Linked DNA regions of Homo sapiens: regions 2 and 3 are each linked to region 1. A link is a loop called in an ENCODE intact Hi-C map of the cell type or tissue named here. Cell type or tissue: A673. All regions are shown on one strand. Region 1 holds the start of PCHILR (prostate cancer associated HIP1 interacting lncRNA). Region 2 overlaps RFWD3 (ring finger and WD repeat domain 3). Region 3 overlaps RFWD3 (ring finger and WD repeat domain 3).

The links. A loop is a pair of places that touch in the nucleus more often than their neighbours do. Peaks named below come from ENCODE experiments on the same cell type or tissue, not always from the same donor. Only the 100,000 strongest peaks of a DNase experiment are listed, where the experiment ranks them.
Region 2: a loop joins it to region 1, with 14 times the contacts of the local background. A loop is called at or near these places in 19 of 110 quality-filtered maps.
Region 3: it touches region 1 in a loop (4-fold over the local background); 9 of 110 quality-filtered maps call a loop at or near these places.

The regions. Positions count from the first base shown.
Region 1 is chr16:74,306,914-74,314,913 of GRCh38, reverse strand. It overlaps PCHILR (prostate cancer associated HIP1 interacting lncRNA), which reads right to left and starts at 1,577. Exons shown (of 2, transcript NR_186416.1): 1 at 1,554-1,577. It also overlaps the pseudogene RPL21P118. In A673, a CTCF peak has its summit at 4,933 (motif pointing left); a DNase peak (open chromatin) is centred at 4,903.
Region 2 is chr16:74,625,071-74,633,070 of GRCh38, reverse strand. It overlaps RFWD3 (ring finger and WD repeat domain 3), which reads left to right. Exons shown (of 13, transcript NM_018124.4): 9 at 398-548; 10 at 2,114-2,290; 11 at 4,405-4,619; 12 at 6,517-6,728. Among named protein-coding and RNA genes, the nearest start is that of GLG1, 22 kb to the right of the region's middle. In A673, no CTCF peak of the experiment used is centred here; no DNase peak of the experiment used is centred here; H3K27ac peaks cover 4,288 bases.
Region 3 is chr16:74,647,256-74,655,255 of GRCh38, reverse strand. RFWD3 (ring finger and WD repeat domain 3) reads left to right here. Exons shown (of 13, transcript NM_018124.4): 3 at 3,134-3,336; 4 at 6,054-6,124. Among named protein-coding and RNA genes, the nearest start is that of RFWD3, 16 kb to the left of the region's middle. In A673, a CTCF peak has its summit at 4,084 (motif pointing right); a DNase peak (open chromatin) is centred at 2,835; H3K27ac peaks cover 3,389 bases.

The DNA of each region.
Region 1 (8,000 bases):
TCCTGCAATTCCTACATGTCACTGGAGGGACCCAGTGGGAGGCAATTGAATCATGGGGGTGAGTCTTTTCCATGCTGTTCTCATAATAGTGAATAAGTTTCACCAGATCTGATGGTTTTATAAAGAAGAGTTCCCAAGCACAAGTTCTCTCTTGTCTTCCGCCATGTAAGACGTGCCTTCTGCCTTCTGCCTTCTGCCATGATTGTGAGGCCTCCCCAGGCACTTAAACTGTGAGTCCATTAATCCTCTTTTTCTTTATAAATTACCCAGTCTTGGGTGTGTCTTTATCAGCAGTGTGAAAACGGACTAATACATAAGGGCTCAGAAGGGCCAACTGGATGGGCAAAGAAGCCATTGGTGACTTTAGTGAGAGCGACTTTAGTGGAATGGTGGGGGGGCAAAAGCCAGATTGCAGATGATTAAGGAAACAGTTGGAAGACAAGGAAGGCAACAGACATAGATTAGCCATTTGCTGAAGGTTAACTGGGAAAAGAAGGATGGAGGAAGGCTATACCGGGGGCTGCAGAGTGCAGATGTGCATGTGTAATATGGGAGGGAGCTGAGGGTTTATATGCTGAGGGGTAAAAGGTGGGATGGAGTCAGGATTGAAAATGAGGAAGAGAGGCCAGGTGCAGTAGCTCACGCCTGTAATCTCAGCACTTTGGGAGGCCGAGGCGGGCAGATGACAAGGTCAGGAGTTTGAGACCAGCCTGACCAACATGGTGAAACCCCATCTCTACTAAAAATACAAAAATTAGCCAGGTGTGGTGGCACACGCCTATAATCCTAGCTACTCAGGAGGCTGAGGTGGGAGAATCACTTGAACCTGGGAGGCGGAGGTTGCAGTGAGCCAAGATCATGCCATTGCACTCCAGTCTGGGTGACAGAGCGAGACTCCGTCTCAAAAAAAAAGAAAAAAAAAAAGAAAATGAGGAAGAGGCCAGACACGGGGGCTGACACCTGTAATCTCAGCACTTTGGGAGGCCGAGGCAGGCAGATCACTTGAAGTCAGGAGTTTGAGACCAGCCTGGCTAACATGGTGAAACCTTGTCTCTACTAAAAATACAAAAATTAGCTGGGCATGGTGGCAGGCACCTATAATCCCAGCTACTCGAGAGGCTGAGGCAGGAGAATCGCTTGAACCTAGGAGGCAAAGGTTTTAGTGAGCCGAGATCACGCCACTGCACTCCAGCCTGGGTGACAGAGCAAGACTCGGTCTAAAAAAAAAAAAAAAATGAAAACAAAGAAAATGAAGAAGATAGGGGCTCTACATGAACCAAGGATCCTAGCTGGTTATTTTGATTAAAAGATGACTCAAATGATGTTAACACTGATCAGACTTTAGCACGAGAGCTGCAGAGAAGGAAGACACTATGATGAGAATATATTTGGGGTTTTGAGCTGGGAAAAGACTTCTTAAATATGATCCAGAAAGTACTGGCCATAAGGAAAAAATGTTAACAGATTTGTCTGCACCAAAATCTACCAAGAGAGTCCTTTCAACTAGAACTGCCGTCACCACAATGATGAACATGGGGAAAGAGGAGAGGTACCTGCTGTATATTCTCAGGCCTTTTAGAACACATGGAGTTGTTCCTCTGGCCACATCCACACGAACCTACAAGAAAGGAGATGTTATAGACGTCAAGAGATGCCCCACGGATGTTACCAAGGCAAAAGGAATGCCCCACAGATGTTACCAAGGCAAAAGAGGAAGAGACTACATGTATCTAGTATGCTGTTGGCATGGTTGGAAACAAACAACAGCATGATTCTTGCCAAGAGAATTCATGTGTGTGTATGGAGCATACCAAGCACTCCAAGAGCTGGGAAGGCCTTCAGAAACACGTGAGGGAAAATGATCAAAAGAGAAGGAAACGGCCAGGCACGGTGGCTCACGCCTGTAATCCCAGCACTTTGGGAGGCTGAGGCGGGCAGATCACCTGAGGTCAGGAGTTTGAGACCAGCCTGGCCCACATGGTGAAACCCCGTCTCTACTAAAAATATAAAACTTAGCCGGGCATGGTGGCGCGTGCCTGTAGTCCCAGCTACTTGGGAGGCTAAGGCAGGAGAATCTCTAGAACCTGGGAGGCGAAGGTTGCAGTGAGCCAAGACTGCACCACTGCACTCCAGCTTGGGCGACGGAGGGAGACTCCATCTCAGAAAAAAAAAAAAAGAGAAGGAAGCCAGAGAGTACCTGGGTTCAACTGAAGTGCCAGCCTGCTCCAGCCAGAGAAGCACAATTTGTGAGAACAGGGAAAACGAACCCAAGCTGCTGGAACCCAATCCTCTTGAATTAATGGCTTCATAGGTATTAAAAAAAAAAAAAAAGGCCGAGCGTGGTGGCTCACACCTGTAATCCCAGCATTTTGGGAGGCCAAAGCAGGAGGATCGCTTGAGCCCAGGAGTTCAAGACCAGCCTGGGCAACATAGGGAGACTCATCTCTACGAAAAATAAATAAATAAATGATTTTAAAATGGCACAAAAAACAAACCAGACCCCTGGACTGTTAAAAAAAAAATTGATTGTTCTACATCAAAATAAATGTTCTCTAACTTTCATGTGGGCAGGAACCATATGGAGACCATCTTAAAAACACAGATCCCCAGAGATTGTAACACAGTAGGTCTGGGGTTGGGCCCAGAAACCTGAATTTTTATTATTTTTTTGAGACAGGGTCTCTGTCGCCCAGGCTGGAGTGCAGTGGTACAATCTCAGCTCACTGCAACCTCTGCCTCCCGGGTTCAGTAGATTCTCCTGGCCTCAGCCTCCCGAGTAGCTGGGACTACAGGTGTGCACCACCACACCCGGCAAAAGTTTGTACTTTTTGGTAGATACTGGCTTTCACTGTGTTGGCCAGGCTGGTTTTGAACTCCTGGCCTCAAGTGATCTGCCCGCCTTGGCCTCCCAGAGAGCTGGGATTACAGGCGTGAACCACCACACCTGGCCAGAAACATGAATTTTTAACAAGCATCATAGTGAATTCTTCTGTCATTGGTTCTATGTTTTGAATAACTGCTAGAGAACGGCCAGCTGAGGTCCTAGTAAGTGAGAACAAATCAGTCAACCAACCAATCAGCACCACCCCCTTCCGGAAAAGTCCCAAGCATTTGACAAAGATTTGTCACCTACAACTATCTGCCACTGTGTGAAGAGGGCTACTTTAAATGAACCCAAGTCTTGGTAAGTTTTCTTGAGAAAAACAGAAACAGGTACAAAATGAAAACAACTGGGGATTAAGTAACAGTCATGAAGGCAGTGATCATTTAAATAGGACTGGAATGGGTGGGCTTGGAGCCAGGTTGCACAGGTTTGCAAAAGCCAATTGTTAAATTTTCAGAAATTTTGTGAGCTGGAGGCTAAACAAAACCATTGTTAAAAATTAAATTGGGCCGGGCGCGGTGGCTCACGCCTGTAATCCCAGCACTTTGGGGGGCCGAGGCTGGCGGATCACGAGGTCAGGAGATCGAGACCATCCTGGCTAACACGGTGAAACCCCATCTCTACTAAAAATACAAAAAATTAGCCGGGCGAGGTGGCAGGCACCTGTAGTCCCAGCTACTCGGGAGGCTGAGGCAGGAGAATGGCGTGAACCCCAGGGGGTGGAGCCTGCAGTGAGCTGAGATCGCGCCACTGCACTCCAGCCTGGGCAACACAGTGAGACTCCATCTCAAAAAAAAAAAAAAAAATTAAATTGGATAAACTTACAATTAAATAGATTACATTAAGAAAAGATTTTTAAAACTCTCAACACATTGCATTCTAATTTCTTTTCTTTTTCTTTTTCTTTTTTTTTTGACATGGAGTCCTGCTCTGTTGCCCAGGCTGGAGTGCAGTGGCATGATCTCGGCTCACTGCACCCTCTGCCTCCTGGGTTCAAGCAATTCTCCTGCCTCAGCCTCCGAAGTAGCTGGGATTACAGGCGCCCACCACCTCGCCCGGCTAATTTTTTGTATTTTTAGTAGAGATAGAGTTTCCCCATGTTGGCCAGGCTGGTCTCAAACTCCTGACCTTAGGTGATCTGCCCGCCTTGGCCTCCCAAGGCCAGGTGTGAGCCATCGCACCCGGCCCTAATTTCTTTACTACATTTTACTATCAGGTGTGCTCCTCAGGTTATTTTTGTCTATCTTATCTGTAAGGTGGAAATACTATGTAGCACTGTGCTCCTGCGCCTCTCCTTCCAACTCAGGTTGTTGGCTTGAAACCAGGCACCGTGGAAGTATTTATACCAGTGAAATTGGGAAAGGCTTACAAATCAATGCTCCTCATCCCTTTTTTGGAGAACTGATTGTTACATGTTTACCAGAACACCACTGACCATGGTCCTTAAAGTAATTAGGCTGCACACGGTGGCTCATGCCTGTAATCCCAGCACTTTGGAAGGCCGAGGCAGGAGGATTGCTTGAGCCCAGGAGTTCAAGACCAGCCTGGGCAACAAGGTGAGACCTGTCTCTATAAAAAAGTTAAAAATTACCTGGGCGTGGTGGCTCGTGCCTGCCCTCTCAGCTACTCAGGAGGCTGAGGCAGGAGGATCGCTTGAGCCCAGGACGTTGAGGCTGCAGTGAGCTGTGATCGCATCGCTGCACTCCAGTGTGAGAGACAGAGCAAGACCCAGTCTCGAGGAAAAAAAAAAAATTAGAAGAGTAATACCAGCAGTAAGGGAAATCGAAGCACATACTATCTGCTTGTATTAATGTATTCATCCCCCAGCAGCAGTGTGCAAGAGGACAGTAAGGGTGGAGGTGTGGATGCTTAACCCAGTCTTTTTGCACCCATAGCCTCTTCAAGTTCCTTCAAAATTTTGCCTGGGTGGCTTCAGCTGAAAGCAGAAATGGCAGGAAGTAATTGGGGGAGATTCCCAAATCTATGCCCAACTGGGAATCAAATTTTTCTCTTGCCAAGAGATGAGCTGAGGTGAGTGAATGACGCCATCTAGTGTCGAAGAACAGGTTGGCTCCAAAGAGCAATGATTAGCAAAAGATTTCTCTTGATTTGGGCCCTAGAAACACGACTTCCATAATTTCTTCTTCCTTTCTTTTCACATATTTTCTTTCCTCACTTCCATGTCTATACTGAGTCAATTCTTAATTATTCCCCCAATAAAAACAGCCTTTACTTTTTTTTTTTTGAGATGGAGTCTTGCTCTGTTACCCAGGCTGGAGTGCAGTGGCACGATCTCCAGCTCAGTGCAACCTCCGCCTCCCGGGTTCAAGCAATTCTCCTGCCTCAGCCTCCCGAGTAGCTGGGATTACAGGCTCCCATCACCATGCCCAGCTAATTGTTGTATTTTTAGTAGAGATGGTGTTTCTCCATATTGGCCAGGCTGGTCTCGAACTCCTAACCGTGTGATCCGCCCGCCTCGGCCTCCCAATTACAGGTGTGAGCCACTGTGCCTGGCCAAAAAACAGGCTTTAGTTTTTAAAAAAAGATCTCAATTTTGCACTGCTACCAGGCAAAAATCGGTAATGCCAAGAGTTGAATGGCATAGGAATGTACACAGGTATTATGTGTAATAATTTGCAGTACATTTGCTTAGGGAAGTTGTAAACATTTTCTCTTGTGGGCCATATAAATCAAATGTTTCTCTGCCTTCCCACATGTCCTGTATCCACCGCATTTTCCCAGACAGGGCAGATGAAAGTGGTTTTGTTAGCATGTTATAGTCTAACAAACAATCCTAACTCATTCTCAAGTTTTATTCTGCTTAATGGAAAATGGTAGAAGAAAAAGCCTTTGCATAACTACCCAGTGAATGGGAGATTTCATTCTTTTCCATAAGTTGAGGGCTATTTCCTGTTTTCTTTTTCATTTTTTTTTGAGAAAACTAACCCTTCATTGAGATATTTTTAAGTCGAATATCTAGTATAAAAAGTTTGCATTGTTTCAGCTTGTTTTCATTTAAACCTGTGGTTGTCTTTCATCTGCTTCTGGCAATTTTTTTTTTTTTTTTTTTTGAGACAGAGTCTCGCTCTGTTGCCCAGGCTGGAGTGCAGTGGCACAATCTCGGCTCACTGCAACTTCCACATCCCCAGTTCAAGCGATTCTCCTGCCTCAACCTCCCAGGTAGCTGGGATTACAGGTGCACACCACCACGCCCAGCTAATTTTTGTATTTTTAGTAGAGATGGGGTTTTACCATGTTGGCCAGGCTGGTCTTGAACTCCTGACCTCAAGTAATCCACCAGCCTCGACCTCCCAAAGTGCTAGGATTACAGGCATGAGCCACCACACTCCGCCTACTTCTCCATTGAAGTGCTCTAGTTTTGGTAAAATCTTCTCCTTGACTTCAGGACCCTCTCCACATTTATCCCCAGTCTATAACTCGCATATTTCGTGTTTTCAAACAGAAAACCGTAATTCAGGAGTGAACAGCATCCTCTGTAAGGTGTCACAGGAGCAGCCTGAAATCCATTAGGCAGTCATTCTGAAGCTGTGGTGAAATCGAAGGGAAGCTAATGTTGCAGCTAGGAAGATGAGATCCAGGCTGAGGATCACACTTTTTCCAGAATACTTTTTTAGTGTTTCCAAAGCCAGCAAAAGCCGTTTAGAAGTCTCATCTCCAGAATGCCAGAATACACAAATGTAAGGCTTTATTTTAGGGGTGGGCCCTGGGTTTTGCAGTCAAGTCAGCCGCTATTTGTATGAGCAAGACTTCATCGGTAGCACTACTGGGCTCCCCCTCTTCTACATGATGGCAGCAATTTGGCCTTAGAAAATATGCCTAAGTGACTCCACAGGCTATAAGCTATTTTCTTCATAAGTAGAAATGGAAGATTTCTGTTAGGAAGGTAGAAGTCAGTTTTGTCCGTATGTGGGCCAAACTATTAAAAATAATAAGGCCTGGGGATTCCTATGTTCTTAGATGCTCAATAAACATTTCAGTTCATCAAACTATGACCAACTTACAAGTCTGTGGCATTGTGCTAGTTCACTGGACCCTGGGAAAGTCTTTTAAATCCAAATGATACTTTTTGTTTTTTAAAGAGACAGGATTTTGCTCTGTTGCCTAGGCTGGAGTGCAGTGGCATGTGATCACAGCTCACTGTAACCTTGAGCTCCTGGGCTCCAGTGTCCTACCTCAGCCTCTTCAGTAGCTAGGACTAAGGCACATCCCACCACACCCAGGCAATTTTAGAATTTTTTGTAGATGGCTCTTACTATGTTGTTCAGGCTGGTCTCTTACTCCTGGCCTCAAGTGATCCTCCTGCCTCAGCCTCCCAGTGTTGGGACTACAAGCACCAGCCACTGCCCCCAACCCTGCATTATGTTCTTAAAGGCAGACCTGAATCCTGTGCGGTGTCAATTCAGGTGTGCACTGGCCCCTGAGCCTTACATACAGGACCCGTTCCTTAGGATGACGTTGCGTTCCCTTGCTTAGAGCCTCAGCACCATGGCACCTGGCTCTCCCCCGATGCCTGGGTCTTGCTCTTGCCCATTTCCTAGCCAGGGTTTGTGGTCCAGGCAACCTGTCACATCAGTGTGTTCCAAACATGGCACCCAGATCTCAAAAGCTTCTTCAACGCTCCCATGGTTTGGGATACACCTCAAGTTTTAACTTACGTACTTCAAGTTTCTTTTATTCAATTAGATACAAACCGTCTGACTTTTGGCTTCTGAAACAGGAAAGTCAATTTTGTTGTTTTCACTGTACCATGCTTTTTTATCTCAGAATCTTGATGAACTCTGAAATGACCCCTGATGGGGGCATGCCTCTATTTATGCTGAATAAGAGCCATTTTACATTTTACTACAGGTTGAGTGCCCCTAATCCAAAAATTTGAAATGCTCCAAAATCTGAAACTTTTTGAGCACTTACATGGTATTGAAAGGAAATGCTCATTGGAACATTTCCTATTAGGCATGCTCAGCCGTTAAGCATAATGCAAATATTAAAAAAAAAAATTTCCTAAATCTTTTAATACTTCTGGTTCCAAGCATTTCAGATAAGGGATACTCAAGCTCTACCTATTCCCAAATTCCCACTAACTAGCTCTTTGGCA
Region 2 (8,000 bases), 320 kb before region 1:
TCCTGACCTCAGGTAATCCACCTGTCTCGGCCTCCCAAAGTGCTGGGATTACAGAGGTGAGACACCATGCCTGGCCTGGGTTGTACTTTTTTAAATGAATCATAGGCCAGGTGTGGTGGCTCATGCCTGTAATCCCAGCACTTTGGGAGGCTGAGGCGAGCAGATCACCGGGAGGCAGAAGTTGTAGTGAGCTGAGGTTACGCCACTGCATTCCAGCCTGGCCAACTCTCAAAAATAAATGAATAAATTGTAACACTAGAGAATTTTTGTTTGACCAGCTGGTTCCCAAGGACTTATACGCCAAGAAAGGTGGACGAAGGAGCTACTTGAAAAACTAGTTTGAATTGCCCTAGGTTCACTTTCAGTGATCTATTTCATACTATTTTGCCTTTTTCAGGCTTTGGTGTTAAGATGTTGAGTACTGCCAACATGAAGAGCAGTCAGTACATTCCGATGCATGGCAAACAGATCCGTGGACTGGCGTTTAGCAGTTACCTCAGAGGCTTGCTACTCTCTGCTTCCCTAGACAACACTATTAAACTGACCAGGTGAGTGATTTGGGGAAGTAGGTGGAGACTGGGCTCTTTGGTGTTGAGTAGCATGGAATTCGTATCGGTGTTATGATGACCTTAGCTCTGTTTTTTGTTGTTGTTGTTGTTTTGTTTTGTTTTGTTTTTTTGAGATGGAGTCTCGCTCTGTCACCCAGGCTGGAGTGCACTGGTGGGATCTCGGCTCACTGCAAGCTCCACCTTCCGGGTTCAGGCCATTCTCCTGCCTCAGCCTCCCGAGTAGCTAGGACTACAGGCGCCTGCAACCATGCCTGGCTAATATTTTCTATTTTTGTAGTAGAGACGGGGTTTCACTGTGTTAGCCAGGATGGGCTCAATCTCCTGACCTCATGATCCGCCCGCCTCGGCCTCCTGAAGTGCTGGGATTACAGGCGTGAGCCACTGCGCCCAGCCGACCTTAGCTCTGTTTTTTTTGGTCTGAGACTGTGTCTTCTGAGATCCATTTAAAATATATTGCTTTTAGAAGTGGGCACAGAAGGTTACAAAACTGTATGTTTCCTGTTTCTTTGAAACTATGTATATTACAAAATATGTCTTAAGTATATTTTAAGGAGATGAGAATAAAACTCTAAAGTTGGTGGAGACCAGGCGTGGTGGCTCACGCCTGTAATCCTAGCGCTTTGTGAGGCCGAGGCAGGCAATCAGCTGAGGTCAGGGGTTTGAGACCAGCCTGGCCAACATGGTGAAACCCCGTCTTTAAAGTTTGTGGAATGACAGGATGGAGGAAGCTTTGGTGCCTGACATCAGAGTCGCCATACCAGGTTGGTACTGTTTACTCCTGGTCCTGGTCTGTTACCTGGATAATTCTGTGTAACAGAGATGTTCACCAAGCACTCACTGCCCTTGAGTACCATGATGACTTCTTTTATACCCTTAGTCACAGCGTTTTATCTGTCACATGCTCTGTGAGTACTGTGAACCAGATGTGAGTGTGCTCCGTGCCTTTATAAGTATTGTTTTAAAAATAAGGTAGAAAAATGTTACATACCAGAGTGTTGGTTGGGTTATTATTTATTTATTTTTGAGAGAGAGAGAGAGTCTCACTCTGTCACCCAGGCTGGAGTACAGTGGCATGATCTTAGCTCACTGCAACTTCCGCATCCCAGGGTTCAAGTGATTCTCCTGCCTCAGCCTCCCGAGTAGCTGGGATTACAGGTGCATGCCACCACACCTGGCTAATTTTTGTATTTTAGTTTCGCCATGTTGGCCAGGCTGGTCTCAAACTCCTGACCTCAAGTGATCTGTCTGCCTCAGAATCCCAAAGTGCTGGGATTACAGGCATGAGCCACCATGTCCAGCCCTTTTAATTTATTATTTTATTTCCTTAGAACTCAAGAGGAAAACCTGTGGCCCCCAAAACAAATGTTATGGAATTTAAAGGAGTTACCTGGGCAGATTCTAGAAAAAATAGGGAATCCAGATAGTTTGGGAGTATGAGTGTGTTCTCAGTAAGGATTAATGATCATTTAAATGATAATCTTTACATCTTTGTCATGTATTTGATTTTCTTAATGCAGTTGTAAAAGTCTTTTGTAACTCCACAGCCTGGAGACAAATACCGTGGTCCAGACTTATAATGCTGGACGTCCTGTCTGGAGCTGTTGCTGGTGTCTTGATGAGGCTAACTACATCTATGCTGGACTGGCCAATGGTTCAATTCTGGTATATGACGTGCGAAACACGAGCAGTCATGTGCAGGAGTTAGTAGCTCAGAAAGCCAGGTAGGGAGCCACTCACTCTTTTCCTGGTGGTAGCAGCTTTCTCTTGGCTTATTATTGTGTTAATCGTCTCTTCAGTGGGTGTTCCACAGTTAGTCAGAAATCCTCACAAATTTTTTGAAGATCCACTTGATCTCACTTCAGAATCAATAACATTCTTATTAATAAGAGTTTGTATTCATGCTATTTCATATGATGGAGAGTTCTGGTACAAGTATAGCCAGGTTCATAGTAATCATCTAACATGGCAAAATAGAGTCAGATCTATATTCAGAACCCAGCTCCACTACTTAGAAGTTGTGTGACCTTAGTTGTATTTTCTTGGCCCACTGTGAGCTTAATCTGTAAAATCTGGTCAATGTAGACTTGCTTTAATAGCCACATGTCGCTGGGTGCGGTGGCTTACGCCTGTAATCCCAGCACTTTGGGAAGACGAGGCGGACAGATCAGGAGGTCAGGAATTCGAGACCAGCCTGACCAACGTGGTAAAACCCCGTCTCTACTGAAAATACAAAAAAATGTTAGCCATGCGTGGTGGCACACGCCTGTAATCCCAGCTACTCAGAAGGCCGAGGCAGAAGAATCTATTGAGCCTCGGAGGCGGAGGTTGCGGTGAGCCGAGATTGCGCCGTTGCACTCCAGTCTGGGCAACAGAGTGAGACGCCATCTCAAGAAAAAAAAAAATAGCCACATGTCTAGCACATAGGAAGAGATCAGTTAAGGGTAACCTAATCAAAAGTGATTTAAAACTTCCCTAATCCAAAGCTAAACCAACTTGTTTGAAGATACCATATTATTATTATTTATCATTTAATCCAGTTATGAGATTGAGAAGTTTATAAAGTGAGCCCAAGTTCTGAGGATGGATGGCCACCAGCACCACTCTGTCTTAGAATGTGTTGAGCTGCCCTGTAGGTATAAAGTTATCAAAAAGGGAGTAGGGTCTGTGACCTGGCCAAAATCTGAAGTATCTTAACAGATAATTTATGTTTCCAACTGGATATATTAAAAAGAGCAAGGAGAGCCAAACATAAAGATACCACTAAAGTAATAATTCTTTACTGAAACCTAGGCCCAAATAGAGTAGACAGTAAAATATGGCAAGGTTTTTTTTTTTTGTTGGTGGTAGTGGTTTTTTTGTTTTGTTTTGTTTTTTTAAGATGGTGTCTCACTCTGTCACCCAGGCTGGAGTGCAGTGGCACAGTCTTGGATCACTGCATCCTCCACCTCCCGAGTAGCTGGGACTATACGCGTGTGCCACCACACCTGACTAACTTTTGTATTTTTAGTAGAGATGGGGTTTCACCATATTGGCCAGGCTGGTCTCAAACCGGTGACCTCAAGTGATTCTCCCACCTCGGCTTCCCGAAGTGCTGGGATTACAGGCGTGAGCCACCATGCCCAGCCAAACACAGCAAGTTTTAAAATAGCAAGGAAAGAATATTTGTATGTAATGTTCATTTTTATTTTTGTTTACTTTGATTACCTTTATTGTGACAGGGAAAATAAAACAGGCAAAGTAGACACTTTGGCAACTTTGGCACGAACGACTTCATAGCAGAAATGAGTTGATAGGAACACAGTCGGAAGGATGATATTTCTGAGAGAATTCTTGGCGCATAGTCCTGGTCATATGCTTGCAGAAGGAAATTTAGAAAACCTAAAACAGTCCTGTTTCTGAATTAAAATGTAGCTGCTTTTAGCTGTATTTTAATTGTGGGGTCTGTCAACTACAACTTGGGATCTTTATTTTGTTATGTATATAAGCTTTGTTTCTTTTCTGACTTTTCTTATGTGGCTAAACCCATTTCCAGAAGCTTCACATCAGTCAAGCTTCATAGTAATTGTGATCTTGTATCCCTTAAATTTCCTAGTTCTTTTTTTCCTTTTCTTTTAGAGCATCTGGTATCTCACCTGAAATTAGTTGCAGAATATTATATGTATGTCCTTTTGTTTCTACAGAGAGGGTTGATAATTTTTATCAGATATCAGAGGATAGTGACTAAAGGCGTTTAACCTCCTCTGCAGAGGTGGGAATGTGCTTGAGGTCTGGTAGTGGGGTCTGGAGCCGTCCGAGTTTTGGAGTGTGAGATACAGTTTCCTTACTTTCCTTTCAGATGCCCACTGGTCTCCCTGTCATACATGCCCAGAGCTGCCTCAGCTGCATTTCCATATGGTGGGGTGCTGGCTGGAACCTTGGAGGATGCTTCATTCTGGGAACAGAAAATGGACTTTTCTCATTGGCCTCATGTGCTGCCCTTGGAGCCAGGGGGCTGCATAGACTTTCAGACAGAGAACAGCTCCCGGCACTGTCTTGTGACCTACAGGCCTGGTAAGTAGTGCTGGGGTCTCCCATAGCTTATTTGGGAGCACAGTGGTAGAGAAAAGGGAAGGAGGGTTTGATCCTACCCTTTGGGTGGCTGTGGTACCGCTCACAGGCTAACGAGGTGTGTTGTAGCTCTTGCTACTACAGGGAGTATGGTGGCTCCAAGCTCCCCCACAGAGCCTGCCTCCCTGCTCCTTACGTGTGAGGACTGGAGCATATTCTGCCAGGTACTCCTGGAAGTGAATTAGCCACTTAGGAGCCCCTACAGTTTAGAACAGTAGTGGAACAAGGGGGCCAGCTCTAGGTCATTGAGCCACCTTGAGATCACTTTCGTATCTTCTGCCTGCCTCTTACTTCCCCTGAGAGAAAGGCCCAGATTAGGGCAGCCATGTAGTAGCCCGGCTGGCATACTGAAATGGACAACAGTGGCTGTGTGTGCCCAGCCAGCTGAACATCTCTGCCTCTGGAATCAGAGGTGGAACGCATAACAGCAGACTGTGCTTCATTCACAGGTTCTTTCTAGGCTAAGCGGCATGAATCTAAATTCCTGGTAAACTGTACTGATGGTCAGTGTTCTAGGTTTTTTCTTTCTAATTTGGTCTTGAGGTCTCTGTCAGGAGAGTGGCTATAAACTCTAGCCCTGTCCTGCCAAACACTAGGGAGTTCGTTGTGGGTGTTCATAGTTTGCCTTTCACAGGATACTCCTCTGTCCTGGCAGATGGCCTAATGCCTGCCTGACCCATGACCAGATGTCCCTCTCACAGGAAACTTGTTTGTACTGGCAGGTACCCTTGTGGCTCTTGTCTGAACTGTGTCTAGTTCATTTCCCTTGAGATAGTGACTCTCTAGAAGAGCCCTGACTAGGAAACAAGTTAGGTTCAGGTGTGTTGGTCAGGTGAGACACAAAGGAGGCAGTGCACAAAACACAGGAAATAACGGAATCAGCTTACTTGACAGATCCCACAGAGAAGAGGGCAGCATGCTTCAGGGGCCAATGGGAAGAAGGGGGAGCCATCCAGGACAGGCCTGCTCCCTTAGGGGTGGGGTAGGGGTGGAGGGGAGGGACAAGTGGGCTATATTTCAAACCTCTGCTCAGGGAAGGGATGTTTTAACTAGGCCAAAGTTGACAGGGTACATCTGGGTTTCAAATAATTTATGCTAGCCCTAAAAACAGATGCTGAGGTAACAACTGTATTAAACACATTTGTAACAGTCAGGCAGATGTATAGTCAGAGTTAGTCATTAAATGCTCACACTTCTGCTAGTTGTGGGTGGGTCTACTCATGTTTTTAAGTTTTGTTTGAGCTGAGAAACATCCCAGTACCACTTCAGACCCTTTGGCTCTTCATCATCCCACAGCTCGGCTGTCTCCAAGACTGTGATTTGTTGTGACTGGTGTACAAAGCCTGGGGGTCCTATTTTGTTATCTTGCTTTTGTTTGCCTCCCAGCAGAATTTCAGATACATGTTTCCCTTTCTGTAATAGCATGCTTTCACTTTATAAAAATGTGCAGTCCCAGGGGCTAATGAGGTTCTCACTGGGGGAAGGGAAAAACCTTTTACTGAGAATTCTTGAGAGAGAAATCCCCTAGCAGAGGTCTGGCAGGAGACTGATTTTACTAAAACAGACAACTCACAGAATTGTTTTTCTCTTAAGCAAAAAGCTATTGTAGATAACTTGATTCCTAGCCTATGGTTCTAAATTTCACTGATGCTAGCCTACGGTTCTAAATTTCATTGATGCTGTGATATTGTTCTTTCATTTGTTTTGTAACTGTTCTTGATGGTTTAATGCATTTATGGCTTTTCCATCCAACTAGGTTGTAAGCGTGTGAGGTTTGGGTACTTGGTTAATTTTTTGTGTAGCGTCCCCATGGTGCAGCACTGATTTCTCTGTCCCATAGATAAAAATCACACCACCATACGAAGTGTGCTGATGGAAATGTCCTACCGACTGGATGACACTGGAAATCCAATCTGCTCCTGCCAGCCTGTACATACATTTTTTGGAGGACCTACTTGCAAACTATTGACCAAAAATGCCATTTTCCAAAGCCCAGAGAATGATGGCAACATCCTGGTGTGTACTGGGGATGAAGCAGCAAATTCTGCCCTGGTGAGCCTGTTACTTTTTTACTTTCATATAAAAAGTAGTTTTGCTTAAAATATTGGTAAGGGAAAACATGAACTTTTTTTACAGAAGCTCATATAGCAAAAAAGTGTAAGTTCTGCTCTGTAATCCCACATATCCGCATATGTGTGTATGTGAGATTGCTTGGTTTCCATGAGTCGTGCTTTCCGTATTGCTTTGTAGATCTTGACTGAACTGCTGCAACCTCTATTTCTTGGGTTCAAGTGATTCTCCTGCCTCAGCCTCCTGAGTAGCTGGGATTACAGGCACCCCACCACCATGCCCGACTGATTTTTGTATTTTTAGTAGAGACAGGGTTTCACCGTGTTGGCCAGGCTGGTCTGGAACTCCTGACCTCAAGTGATCTGCCGGCCTTGGCCTCCCAAAGTGCTGGGATTAGAGGCGTGAGCCATTGCACCCAGCTGAGATGTTCTTGAACCTGAGTCTGATTAAGGCCTAGAGTAGCACTGTCCAGTACAGTCACACTAGTCACATGAGCACTTAAAGTGTGCTTAGTGCCAAGGAAGAACTTAATGTTTAATTTTAATCAAGTTAAATATAAACTTGTGTGACTAGAGGCCACCATATTGTATAGTGCCACTCTAGAAGCTAGCGCTAACTTTCATTGACTGGAGTTGCAGGGAATAGAGGAGAACAAGTTTAATGATAGCACAGAAAGCATATACACAAGTCCGGGTTGTGGGCGTTCTATAAGACAGCTGATCTGGCTTCCACAACAAGTCAATGGCAGAAGAAAAAAGGTTGGATTATAGGCGTGAGCCATTGCGCCTGGTCTGTCCTTTTTTTTTTTTTCTTGAGACGGTCTCGCTCTGTTACCCAGGCTGGAGTGCAGAGGCGCAATCTCGGCTCACTGCCACCTCCACCTCCCAGGTTCAAGCAATTCTTGTGCCTCAGCTTCCCAAGTAGCTGGGTGCACACCAACCATACCCGGCTAATTTGTGTATTTTTAGTAGAGACAGGGTTTTGCCATGTTTCCCAGGCTGGTCTCAAACTCCTGGGCTCAAGCAGTCTTCTCACCTCAGCCTCACAGACTACTAAGATTACAAGCATGAGCCACCGTGCTCTCTACCTTTTTTTTTCTGTCCCTCTCTACTTTTTTTTTTTTTTGAGACAGGGTCTTGCTCTGTTGCCCAGGCTGGAGTGCAGAGGTGCAATCTTGGCTTACTACAACCTCCACCTCCTGGGTTCAAGTGATTCTTGTGCTTCAGCCTCCCAAGTAGCTGGAACTATGGGTGT
Region 3 (8,000 bases), 340 kb before region 1:
AAAAAAAGAGCATCGGCTTCAACTGAAGTCACCAGCAGCATTATCCCCTAACAAGAGAGTCAGCCTGTCCTTTGAGCCTTGAAGCCAGGCATTGACTTCTCTGTAGCTGCAAAAGTCCTACGTGGCATCTTCCAATAGAGGGGTGTTTCATCTACACTGAGAATCTTTTTAGTGTAGATACTTTCATCAATTGTCTTAGCTAGATATTCTGGATAACTTGGTACAGTTTCAATGTCAGCGCTTGCTGCTGCTTCATGCACTTTATGGAGACAGTATCTTTTCTTAAACCTCATGAACCAGCCTCTGCTTTCTTCCAACTTCCTGCAGCTTCCTCACTTCTCAGCTTTCACAGAATTAAAGAGAGTTGGGGCCTTCCTCTGGATTAGGGATTCACTTAAGGGAATGTTGTGGCTGGTTTGATCTTCTTTCCAGACCACTAAAACTGTCTCCATATCAGCAATAAGGCTGTCTTATCATTCATGTATTCGCTGTTGTAGCGCTTAATTTTCTTCAGAAACTTTTCCTTTGCATTCACCACTTGGCTGTTTGGTGCAAAAGGCCTGGCTTCTGGCCTATCCCAGCTTTTGACATGCCTTCCTCACTAAGCTTAATCACTTTAGCTTAGTGATTTAAAGTGAGAGATGCCTGACTCTTCCCTTAATTTGAACACTTAGAGGCCATTGTAGAGTTACTAACTGGCCTAATTTCAGTATTGTTTTGTCTCAGGGAATAAGGAATCCCAAGGAGAGGGAGGGAGGGGAATGGCTGGTGGGTGGAGCAGTCAACATACACAACATTTACTGATTAAGTTCACCATCTTATATGGGTGTGATTCTTGCACACCAAACTTGTAAAAATTACATAACACACTCCTAAATAACAGAGGAACAAACAAAACCCAACACAGGCAGACAGAAAGAAATAATAAAGGTTAGCATATAAATAAATGAAATAGAGAATAGAAAAATGAGAGAAAATGAACGAATCAAAAAGTTGGTTCTTCTAAAAGATCAACAAAATTGACAGACTTTTAGCTAGACCAACCAAGAAATAGAGAAGACTCAAAATACTAAAATGAAGAATGAAAGAGAGGACATGACTACCAAATAGGAGGGGAAATGACTGCTTGTGGATACAGGGTCCCTTTTAGGTGTGACAAAAATGTTTTGGAACCAGATAATGGTTATGATTATGATTACATAACCTTGTGGTTATGCTAAAAAAAAACAACACTGAATTGAACACTTTTAAATTGTGGATTTTATAGTATATTATATCTCAATTTCCAAAAAAGAAAAGCAACTTGATTGCTATTTCTCCTTTTGGTTTACTGACATTTCTTTTTTTAAGAGGTCAAAAAATCTTCTGTCTATTGAGTTGGACACTGAGTAGTGTTTATTTTGTTCTAGTTAGCATTTAGTCAAAGCCCTAATTCATCAATAAATTGCAGCCAAACTATTAGGAATAAAATTTTTCTGTGTAAGCAGTCCTCAACAATGTTTCTGGGTAATAATCAATATTTTATTTAATGTCATAATTATTAAAACTTCTAGTAGGTCACCTGTCAGTAATACTTAGTTGCCCTTTTGTTTTAAATTTTTTTTTAATAGAGATGGTGTCTTACTTTGTTGGCTAGTCTGGTCTCAAACTTCTGGCCTCAAGCAATCCTCCTGCCTTGGCTTTCCAGAGTGCTGGGATTATAGGCGTAAGCCACCAAACTCAGCCATTTTTTAAATTTTTATTTTTTCTTCTTCTTTTTTTTTTTGAAGATGGAGTCTCTCTCTTGCCACCTAGGCTGGAGTGCAGTAGCACAACCATAGCTCGCTCACTCTCTGTGGCCTCAAACTCTCGGGCTCAAGTGATCCTCCTGCCTCAGCCTCCCAAGTTTTTTGGGTGTCATTTTTTTGTTTTTTTGTTGTTGAGACAAGTCTCACTCTGATACCCAGGCTGGAGTATGGGCACCATCATGGCTCACTGCAGCCTCAATCTCCCAGGCTCAAGCCATCCTCCCACCTTGGCCTCCCAAGTAGCTGGAACTACAGGAGCACACCACCATGCCTGGCTATATTGTGTATTTTTTGTAGAGATGGGGTTTCACCATGTTAATCAGGCTGGTCTCGAACTCCTAGGCACAAGCAGTTTACCCACCTTGGCCTCCCAAAGTGCTAGGATTACAGACATGAGTCATCGCAGCTAGCCTAATGTGTCTGTGTGTGTGTGTCCCTAGATCCTTCCTCAGGAACTCCTGGTTTTTAGTATAAGGTTTTATTAATTTGTCTGGGTGTGGTGGCTCATGCCTGCAATTCCAGCATTTTGGGAGGCCAAGGTGGGTGGATCATTTGAGGTCAGGAGTTGGAGACCAGCTTGGCCAACATTGTAAGACCCTGTCTCTACTAAATATAAAGTTTCATTAATTCTGTGACAAAAGTGGCCTCAAACTCCTCAGCTCAAACTGGAGTATGCCTTGTTATTCCAGGAGTTAGAGAAACTGAGGTACAGTAGTGGTTATTTTAAACTCAGCCAGCCAAGATATATTTGGAGTGTTAGATTTGGCCCCAGGTCTTCTCATCATTCTAAGTTATTTTGTTTGATGCCATATTATCATTTATGTTTTTTATCTTAAAACTAACATTATTTAAATTTTAAAAGAAAAATACTATCCTAAAATGAGAGATGAAGAAATTACAGAAGCCAGACCCTGTACTGTACTCCAAAATACCTTGGTCTGGGTGACTGCAATAGCAAAATCCCATGAGGCCATATTTGGGCAACAAAGCCCTTTTTCTTCTTGCTAACCCTCCCTTTTCAGCCACCTAATACCAGCATACAGATTGCTGAGTTTGTCCTTTAAAGATACTGACAATATGGCCAGATGCCAGTAAAATAGAATTAGCTTTTAACGGAAGGATCAAGCTCCTTTGTGGGCTAATGTAGCAGTGGTTGAGTGGTAAAAAATAATATCTAGGAGGCCAGTCTCCCCCCCTTATCTGCTATACCTGCTTCAGCTTTCAAAGGCAGCATTTAATGGCCTGGAGATGGGTTGAAGTGATAGGATTTACTTCAAATCACTATAGATTGTTTTTGTGATGATAGTTCATTGTACTATAATTCCGTTGTCTTTCTGTGTACATAGGTTGAGAGCACCATTGGATGCTTACTTTCAGGTGAGCAGGACCCAGCCTGACTTGCCAGCTACCACTTATGATTCAGAGACTAGGAATCCTGTATCTGAAGAGTTGCAGGTGTCTAGTAGTTCTGATTCTGACAGTGACAGCTCTGCAGAGTATGGAGGGGTTGTTGACCAGGCAGAGGAATCTGGAGCTGTCATTTTAGAAGGTCAGTATTTTACCCAGGTTTGGACTCACAAGGCTAACATCCATGAAGCTTAAATTTCGGAAGGCTAGAAACTAGATTTGTGCTTTGACACTTTCCCTTTTCTCCCCTAAATGTTGTGGATTCCTGTTTTATAGTATAGAGCCTTCACTGGCCATAATTATGTAGAGAGGATTTGATCTGACTTACAGCTTAATGTAATTTGTGACCCAGTGAGTTAGTCACTTTGTAGTGGCATTTTGTATTCTCTTTCACTTCTTCAGACATCTGAGAAAGTAGATTCTTTTTTTTCTTTTTTGAGGCAAGGTCTGGCTCTGTCCCCCAGTGACAACTGGAGTGCAGCGACAACAATCTCAGCTTACTGCAACTTCCGCTTCTTGGGCTCAAGCCATCCTCCCACCTCAGCCTCCCCACTAACTGGGACTACAGGCACACACCACCACACCTGGCTAATTTTTTAAATTTTTTGTAGAGACAGAGTTTTTCCATGTTGCCCCGGCTGGTCATAAACTCCTGAGCTCAAGAGATCCACCTACCTCAGCCTCCCAAAGTGCTGGGATTACAGACATGAGCCACTGCACCCGGCCTAGATTCTTTATTTAAAAGAAAAGTTTTGTAAATTCAGCACCCTGTCTAGGCTGACACTTTCAAGTCCTAGTATAATGTTATGTGTTATGCAAGTGGAACTTTATTTAATAGTCGTAGGCAGAGACCCCTAAAGTAGATGTCCTGCTTATGTTAAAAACTTTCTGATCCCCAGAGGGCGCTCTTTCAGTATATTTTACCACTGAAAGAATATTCTTGGATTATGAATTGAAATATAATAAATCAATGAAAATCTTTAAGTTCATATTTATATAATTTTCCAAAACCTCATTTATCACTATCGTAAGTTGTTAGAACCCCAACTAATTACTCCAAAAACTAGTAAATAAAGGGTCAGGAATATATTAATATTTTGCCTTCCTGTATAAACTGTATTTTGGACAATCAGATAGTTGATGAAGTGGGTTTTTTTGTTGTTTTTTTTTTCATTTGTTTTTTTTGAGACAGGGTTACACTCTGTCCCCCAGGTTGGAGTGCAGTGGCACGATCACAGCTCACCGCAGCCTTGACCTCCCAGGCTCAAGCGATCCTCCCGCCTCAGCCACCTGAGTAGCTAGGACTACATGTGCATGCCTCCACACCTGGCTAATTTTTTGTAGCTGTGGGGTCTCCCTATGTTGTCCAGGCTTGAAGGTTTTTTTAATAGAAAAATTTCAGCTAATTGCAGCAGGAACGATAGAAAAGTCATCATTTTGTGACCCCCAATTAAATTATATATCTAGGCAAAGATCATCAGTGGATCCTAAAACCATTAGGTTGCAGGGTTGATGGGATTCCTTTTAATACAGGGACCAGGGTGATACCACCTGAACCCATTGGTCAATCTTAGCATCTTAAAAAAATAGGACAGCAAGACCATATGTGCCTCTAATGTGCTGCAATCAGAAATACTCATGCCACTTAGGAAGTACTGTATACACACACACACCAGCCCCCCACCCCCATTGCCAAAAAAAAAAAAAAGCCCTGAATCTACTCAAGACTGTTTTCTAACAACCAGTTTGCATAGTTTGTAGAAACGGGGGTGGAGGAACAAGATAAATAATACCTCAGAGATGTAATCATTTAAATTAAAAATGTAGAACAGTCTACAAATGGAACATCTTTCTAGACCTAAATATATATGGAAATTTAACATATTGTGAAGGGAATATCTCAAATCAGTGGGGACAATTTTTAATGTTTTATGTAACAGTAAACCAACATAGTTTATGATTCCACTTACATAAAATGTCCAGAAAAGGCAAGTCTACAGAGATAATATTAGTGGTTGCCCAGGGCTGCAGATGCAAATGTGGATTGACTCTAAATGGGCATAAAGGATCTTTGTGGGCTGATAGAAATATTTTAAATTGGGTTATGGTGGTGGTTGCACAATGCTCAATTTATTATATATAAAAGTTAATTTCATGAAGAAGCAGTCAGCCAAATCCAGGATGTGTAGGACATTTCATTAGACAAATGACCTGACAAATCAATGACAAACAGAGGGGAAAAAAATGGGTGAGGGGGAATTGTAATAAAATGAAAAAGACTTAAGAGACATCACAAGCTCATTATGGAGACTTTTTTTGGATTCTGATTGCAATAAATCTGCAAAGAGCAGCTTTAAAACTATTGGGAAATTTTGAATATGAACTGGATGCCTGGATATTTAGTGGTATTGGAGGATTATTGTTAATATTGTTAGGTATAATAATTACACAGTGTTTATATAAAAAAAGAATTCTTATCAGTGTTGCAGAAGTTTTTGCAAGTATAATGACATTTTAAGGTTTGTTAAGTATTCCAACCAAAAGAAAATAATGGAATGGGGGCTTAGGTGGAACAAGATTGGCAAAATATTGATTATTTTTTAAATTGAGTGATGGGTACTTGTGGCTTAACTATACTGTTCTGTGTACTTTTATGTATGTTTGAGAATATTCAAACTAAATTTTTAAAAATAAATTCACTGATGGTACCTGGGGAAGTTGTCATCCTTTTTGCAGGAACACTGTCAGTTAGAAATGGGAAGCTGTAGTGAGTCAGGCTCTCTCCTGCTAGCTTCTCATACCTGACATATCTTATTTTGTATTTTACCTCTCCTGTCATTTCTGGAAATGACTTGGCAGAGCAACTAGCAGGTGTCTCAGCAGAGCAAGAAGTTACATGTATCGATGGAGGCAAGACCCTCCCCAAACAGGTAATATGAACATCATTTTAAAAAAATCTATTTATTTATTTATTTATTTTTAGAGACTAGGTCTCACTCTCACCCAGGCTAGAGTGCAGTGGTGCAGTCATAACTCACTGCAGTTTCAAACTCCTGGGCTCAAAGGATCCTCCCACTTCAGCCTCCTGAATAGCTGGAACTACAGGTAATGCCACCACACTCGGCTACATTTTTTATTTTTTGTAGACAGAGTCTCACTATATTACCCAGTTGGTTTCGAACTCCTGGGCTCAAGGTATCGTCCTGCCTCGGCCTCCCAAACCATTGAGATTGTAGTCATGAGCCACCATGCCCAACCTGAATATCCCCTTTTTTTTCTTTTTTTTTGAGACGGAGTCTCACTCTGTTGCCCAGGGTGGAGTGCGGTGGTGCGATCTCAGCTCACCACAATAACCTCTGCCTCCCGTGTTTAAGCAATTCTCCTACCTCAGCCTCCCGAGCAGCTGGGACTACAGGCACACGCCACCCCGCCCAGCTAATTTTTGTCTTTTAAGTTAGAGACGGGGTTTCACCATACTGGCCAGGCTGGTCTCAAACTCCTGACCTTGTGATCCACCCACCTCGGCCTCCCAAAGTGCTGGGATTATAGGTGTGAGCCACCGTTCCTGGCCTCTGAATATCCTTTTAAATAAAAGGTTTGGGTTTTTGGCTGGGCACGGTGGCTTACACCTGTAATCCCAGCACTTTGGGAGGCCAAGGCGGGTGGATCACCTGAAGTAGGGAGTTTGAGACCAGCCTGGCCAACATGGTGAAACCTAGTCTCTAACCAAAGTGGGGCTGCAGGTTAAAATGGGAAGCTTGCAGGCTTTGTAGGCAAGAGGTCCAGGTGTGGATCCTATCCCAGTTACTCATTATTTGTGTGACTGCTGTCTCTTAGATTTAAAAATGGGGAGGGAGGAGTATTGAGGATAACCTGTCCTGTCTAGCCAACAAGGTTAAGTATCAGTTGAAAAAATAGACATAAATGTGCTTTATAAATTATTAAGCACATTCGCCAGGTGTGGTGGCATGCGCCTATAGTCCTAGCTACTTAGGGAGTCTGAGACAGGATTACTTGAGCCTGGGAGGTCAAGGCTTCAGTGAGCCATGATTGCACCACTGCACTCCATGGCAGCAGAGTGAGACCCTGTCTCAATAAAAAAATTAAAATTAAAAAAAAATCAGGCAGAATATGGTTAGTAGGTGATAATTTTTATTTTTAAAAATAATGGGCTGGGCGCGGTGGCCCATGCCTATAATCCCAGCACTGTTGGAGGCCAAGGCGGGCGGATCACCTGAGGTCAGGAGTTCAAGACCAGCCTGGCCAACATGGCGAAACCCCATCCCTAGTAAAAATGCAAAGATTAGCTGGGTATGTTGGCAGGCGCATATAATCCCAGCTACTCAGGAGGCTGAGATAGGAGAATCGCTTGAACCTGGGAGGCAGAAGTTGCAGTGAGCCCAAATAGCGTCACTGCGCTCTAGCTTGGGAGACGGAGCACGACTTCATCTCAAAGAATAGTAATAATAATGTTGGCCGGGCGCAGTGGCTCACACCTGTAATCCCAGCACTGTGGGAAGTCAAGGTGGGTGAGTCACCTGAGCACAGGAGTTTGAGACCAGCCTGGCCAACAGGGTGAAACCCCATCTCTACTAAAAATACAAAAATTAGCCGGATATGGTGGTGCGTGCCTATAGTCCCAGCTACTCGGGAAGCTGAGGCAGGAGAGTCACTTGAATCTGAGAGGCGGAGGTTGTGGTGAGCCGAGATTGTGCCATTGCACTCCAGCCTGGGTAACAGACCAAGACTCCATGTCAAAAAAAAAATAAAAATAACACCTATACATCATTGTCCTCAGTATGAGTA